Linked DNA regions of Homo sapiens: region 2 is linked to region 1. Evidence: chromatin loops called from intact Hi-C (ENCODE). Cell type or tissue: ascending aorta. All regions are shown on one strand. Links, peaks and the distances in the headings refer to the core of each region. The heading gives the core; the rest is flanking DNA.

Region 1 (2,922 bases), core at 313-2,812:
TTTCAGTTATTACAAAGTTGATTACAACAACATGAGTAAGTCTTAAGCTTTGATTAAAAATTACAGGACAAAAAAATTTTTATTGAAAATAGAGCTCTTAAAAAGATGCTTGGTATAAATAAGTCATGCTTCTGTTAATGACAGGACTAGTTAAAAGGATAAGATTTGTATGTCTGTGTCTCTTGTAAAATTGAATCATCAATTCTTAAGAAGCGAAACCAGGATATATAAGTATTACATAATATGCCCAGAAAGTAATGTGAACAAAATTCAGACGTACGTTGAAGCTCCCATTTTAAGAATCACTCATATGACAAATGTCATCTTTTGCTCTATAACCTTTGCTTAAATTGTAGAAAAGATGGATTTAATGAGACAAATGAAAAGTGGTTTAACATAACACACAGCAGAGCATATGCTGTTATGCTTTGGTGTTTGTTCCCTAGCCCTTGTTCCTCATAATAGATTGTGGAATGTTTCAAAAATGCTGTAACTTTTTTTTGCTAATTGTGGTCTTAACAAAAATTGTTCTTGATTTTAAAAAAAGATGGATAGGATTGGTTATTGAACTTTGATATTAAATAAAGTTTTAGTGATAGTATTTCAAATTGTCCCGTTATTTGATGCCCCAGAGGCTATTACACCTGCAGGTGGTGCATAATAGTAAGATTCGGGATGTGTTCCTTTTCCCTAAAAGGTGGGAGACCCAGCACTGAAATAGGTGCAAAAGAGAATCATGTCTTTCCGCCACAGGCACGCTGCCAGGCAGATAAGCTTAGAAAAAAGTGGTTGACTTCAGGCATCTGGAAATTGATTTCATCGAAACTATCCATGTACCAGTTTGAAACCCACTATTTTATATAACCCCTGAAATCACTTTAACTCAATACAGTCATTTACTGTTTGTCTTCAAGCCAAATGTTGTACATATTATAAGTGCTTACATTTTTTCCTCCTTTGATTTAATGACATTATCACTGGGGGGAATTTTTAATGCTAAGACAGTTTGTGTGACAGTTCATTGGATATTGGAAACAAGTAGAGAGTATAAGTAGAGAAACATGGATAATCTGTAATAATATATAATAATAAAACAAAAAAAAATGAGGAGGAGGAGGAGAGGCAAAAACAAGGTCAGTAGGCCTAGGCGTTGGTCATCTTATGGAGGGTAAAGTATTAATAATAGGCTGGACGCACAGCAACTTCTCTCACCCAGCATTGTTCAAAGCAGGAAGTGCTGAGTCAGATGTTTTTCCTGTCACCTGCCCCATTTGAGGCTGCAATCCAAGGCACAGGTGCTGTGGAAGGCAATAGCTTTCTATGAATCGCCTTCCTTGCAACTATTGCTGCAGCCTATCGTTTAGAGAATATTTTAAAATTTAATTTTCCAAGACTCTAGAGATTGCATAAGCATCCTACATGTGCCAGCCGCTGGGCTTTGAAATCTTCCTCTGCCTTGCAGCGAGGCCGCACCTCCCGTGGGCGGCTCCCAGCCCGTGATGGAAGCGAAGGGATGCTGGAGCAGATCTGTTTCGGGAGGCGGGCAATTTCGCGGACTGCTGTCTCAGGCTCCAGGACTCCCCGGCCGGCTTTGCCAAGTTGGACTGCGTGGTGGTCCAGGGCGCTTCCACCCAGCCTCTCTGCCTCTCCTATTTACTCGGCGTCAGACTTGCATCGCGGCCTGATGCCTCTCTCAGCTTTTTGTGGACCCTTGACTACCTGACCTCGCGCAGGCACTAACACGTATCCCTGCTCCTCACAACACGTCCGCCCCCACCCCGAGGACCCGAAACTAAAATAGCTCACACCAAAGAAACAGGTTCGGATGCATGAAGGTTCGCCACTGCTGCCCCCCAAAGGCAAAAGCCGTCGTTACCGTTTCTACCAAAGATAACTGAGTCCAAAAGCCAGGGCGACCTGATCAGCAAAGTTTAAGTTACAAGGCCGTGCCTGGCTGTATGGAAGCCTGATCAAGTAGTTCTGATTTCTTACCTGGAGAGCAGGACTGAAAATGTGGGAAATTCCATAAACATAGGAAAGCTTTCCAATGATGCCAGGAAATCGTGACAAATATCCACTTTGCTAACATACCTCCAAACCAAAGTAAACTACACAACATCAAGTTCCAGGTACTTGAGCCTCCAGTAATAAAATGGTAAACTAAGCAGTTTGGACCAGGCCTTCTGGTGAAAGTGAGAACTGGACAATGTATGAAAAATATCTGCTTGAAAGATACCTTCCTGAAGGATCAGAGAGCTAACAGGGTGGTGAAGAGTTCGCGTAAAAGACATAAATTCAGAGACTTAAGCCTAACATTTGAGACAGCTTTGCCTTTCAGGGCATTTGCCAGTGCGTAAAGAGGTAGCTGAGAGACAGAATTTTTTTTTACAGCCTCCCAGGGCTATGGGTACAAGAGTGGAGGCCAGAGCCTGCCAAGAGTGGGAACAGCATGGAAAACCTATATTTTGGGTTGAGGCTGCAAAGTCCACACCCAACAAATAGGAATAAATTGAAAGTAAACTTAGACTGGCCCCAGAGGGATATCACATTATAGATAATATTAAGTCCTGAACTTGGATCAAGGTGATTATTCTCAATGGTATATGTTCATTGGAATCATCTGGAGAACCTTAAAAATATCGCTACTTGAGCCCACAGATTCCCAGAATTCCAGATATTCTGATTTAATTGGTCTGGATTTTCGCCTGGGCATTGAGATATTTTATATCTACCCAGATTATTCTAATGGGTAGCCAAGGCTGAAACCCACTCAGCTAGTTCTGCCTGGCAGAAGCAAAATACTTTAAAATACCTATATTTACTCCATTCAGGAAGATAAAGATATAGTTGAGCATTTGGGCAGAAAATCAGAAACTTAAAAAAGACAAAGCCAATTTAGAAAGAGCCAAAAAGAAATTTTAG
Region 2 (2,922 bases), core at 154-2,653, 1.1 Mb after region 1:
AACTTTTTTTATAGTACTCTTATTTTTCCATAATAAAATTCTTTCTTAAAATAGTTTAGGCCATTTGTAATTAACAACTAATCCAGTTTTGTGAACAATGCTTGAATGAAAAGGAATGAATCCCAAACAAGAAAAGTCCATTAATCAGGACATAAATTACATAAAGAAGGTTGTCCCTTAATATCAGTCATTTTTCTATACAATTATTTTATTTTTAAATGGTAAAGTCTATATATGAACATATATCAGTTCAATAAAAGAAAAAACTTTGTAATATCCAAAACTTCTGAAAACACATTGAGCACCCTTATGAAGAAAACTTTTTCTCTATAGCTAGAGGTGCTCAAAAAAGCTTGGACAAGCACTACAAAAATAAAAAATAAATTGCATAAAATTTCAATTATAGGTATTCATTCATCCTTTCACCAACAAACATACAAATGGAGTGCCAACCATGTGCCAAGGTTGTGTGCAGCCCTCCAAAAGCAGTGTTGAGCCGATGCATCTGTGATTACCTCTACATATACCTGATACTACAGTAGGAGAAACAGATGTTAATTAAATAATTACACAAACAAATGCAAAATTACATCAGTGATGACAGCTATACGTCAGTTGGCGTAATGACCACCAATATCTTTCCCAAATAAATGTGTATTCATTTTTTTCATAGTCTACCCTAGATATAAAGCCCTAGTGTCATTTTTTAATTTTGGTATTCAGGAATATTTGCAAAAAAAAAAAAAGAATAAGAATACATTGAGTTTTACAATCTATCTCTCACTAAAAAAGAACCTGATACTACAGTAGGAGAAACAGATGTTAATTAAATAATTACACAAACAAATGCAAAATTACATCAGTGATGACAACTATATGTCAATTGGCATAATGACCACCAATATCTTTCCCAAATAAATGTGTATTCATTTTTTTCACAGTCTACTCTAGACATAAAGCCCTGGTGTCATTTTTTAAGTTTTGTATTCAGGAATAATTGCAAAAAAAAAAAAGAATAAGAATACATTGAGTTTTACAATCTATCTCTCACCAAAAAAGAACTTCTTTTATAAAATAAATTAGGAGAAGTGCAACATGAGATGATTATATAGAATCTGAAGCATATCATGAGTGGCATTGTTTTTTGAAAGGCTATGCTCCTAATGAAGAGAATTTCTAGCAAAGGAGCAATTGTTCCCTTCTTTCAACCTTCTGCCAGAATAAGTTGTTTAACTTGCAGTATAGAGGAGAGCTAGTTAAAAAAAAAAAAAAATTAAAAAAAAAGTTTGTTTTTCCCCTTAATCTCATTAAGAAGACACAGATTAATCACACTGCACTGCAGTAAAAATGGTTCTGTCACCTCTCTTTCACCCACTTACAGCCAGGGAATGACTACTCATTTGGCCAGAGTCCACAATTCTCTCAGCCATCTCATTTTGCCTCTACAAAAACAGACGTGGTCTGAGGAGCAGTGAGTGAAGCTTTTGGAAAAGTCATCCTGGACCACACAGCAGTTGCTCATGGCAGCATGAAATGTCCGTCCTTTCTACCAGCTGGTCCTGAATCACTGGAAGTGACACATGCTACTTCTGGGACAAAACTGAGGATTACTATGATGGAGCAACACATGAGCACAAGATTTAATTTTTTTTCTGCAGTCACAACCCCTCCAAGAATTGGCTTGTGTGCATCCATTTGAAGTTCGAAGTGTTGTCAAGTGAATAAAAATAAATCATCTTAAATGTGAACAACATAAACTCCTCTAGTGAATAAGCAACATCTTTAGTTTTGACGTTTTGGAAGTCATCTGCTCTAATAACAAGTTTATGGGTTTTAACATGAAAAACCAGCAGTCCTGGATTAGCATTACTCCGGAGCAGAAGGTTCACTGTCAATAAAGGTACACAGTATTTTTGTCAAAACATGCCATGTAGATAGCAAAACCGCATTAATTTGACATTCAGTTAGCAAAAACACTTTCAGCTTACAATATAGTGGGTGGTGAACTGCACGCTCCAGGACATCTTCTAATCCAACTTGGAGGCGGACTCTCACAAAGAGGATGGTTTGCCAAAAAAGGAAGTCATGGGAAAAATGAAAAGCCTTCTGTGTTTGTCATCCAGGCCTGGCCTTCTCTTATGAACAGGTAATTTGGGGTCATTCACAGATTACTGAAACATGTCCAGCAATAAATTGAATTTCCTAAGAAATCCAGGAGCTAGGGCCAAATATTTATTTCAAGGACAAATGGAGCTAGGATGGACAAATAACATTTGTTTCATAGAACAGATATGTGCTAATAAAGGTAGCTAAAGATTGAATTTTCATAAAGCAGCATTATTTCCATTTGTCTGCATTTTTAACTTGCATAAAAGAAAAAACATCTCTGAGCGATCTGAGGTGAAATCTTTGGACGAGAGAGGAATGCATTTTGAGATGTCTGTCCATTTGGCATTATTTTGCCTGCAGCGATGTAACCAACGGCTTGTCCTTTGTAGATATTGCTTCATTGTCCTAACTCCAAGACTTTATTCCATTCCTACTCTCTGCGCTTGCTCTTTGTCACTTGTCTGCCTGGATCAAAACAATGTCTTCTTGTGTCTGGGTTTAAAGCTCCTCAAATCTGACTTGTCATCATTTTTATCAAAGGCAAATAACAAAGAGCCCTGACTTGTTCCTGGCACCTAGAACTGTATAAATGTGTTACAGTAGATACAGGCACATTGTAGACACTCAGTAAATATGTACTGACTGAGGAAACTTCTGTCAATGTCCCACATAATAGCCACATCGAATTTTTCTTAGAGTACTCTAAAATCTACTTGATAAGTCTCCCTTCTCCTAATCTTCCTACCTCCCACAAAGCAGTTCATGTTTATCTTCCTAAATCACGGTTCTGATCAAGGTATATTTCTTCTCAAA

The links. Hi-C counts contacts between places; a loop is a spot of excess contacts. Peaks named below come from ENCODE experiments on the same cell type or tissue, not always from the same donor. Only the 100,000 strongest peaks of a DNase experiment are listed, where the experiment ranks them.
Region 2: it touches region 1 in a loop (4-fold over the local background); 1 of 110 quality-filtered maps calls a loop at or near these places.

What each region holds. Positions count from the first base shown.
Region 1 is chr13:102,591,016-102,593,937 of GRCh38, reverse strand. It overlaps LOC107984588 (a long non-coding RNA gene), which reads left to right. Exons shown (of 2, transcript XR_001749984.3): 2 at 1-601. Among named protein-coding and RNA genes, the nearest start is that of TPP2, 4.5 kb to the left of the region's middle. RefSeq lists enhancers at 942-1,489, 1,370-1,699, 1,730-1,949, 1,490-2,039 and a silencer at 1,725-1,900. In ascending aorta, for the core only: a CTCF peak has its summit at 1,862; DNase peaks (open chromatin) are centred at 1,507 and 1,767; H3K4me3 peaks cover 979 bases; H3K27ac peaks cover 1,193 bases.
Region 2 is chr13:101,522,481-101,525,402 of GRCh38, reverse strand. The region is part of intron 2 of ITGBL1 (integrin subunit beta like 1); the gene reads right to left. Among named protein-coding and RNA genes, the nearest start is that of ITGBL1, 71 kb to the right of the region's middle. In ascending aorta, for the core only: no CTCF peak of the experiment used is centred there; a DNase peak (open chromatin) is centred at 1,492; H3K27ac peaks cover 2,409 bases.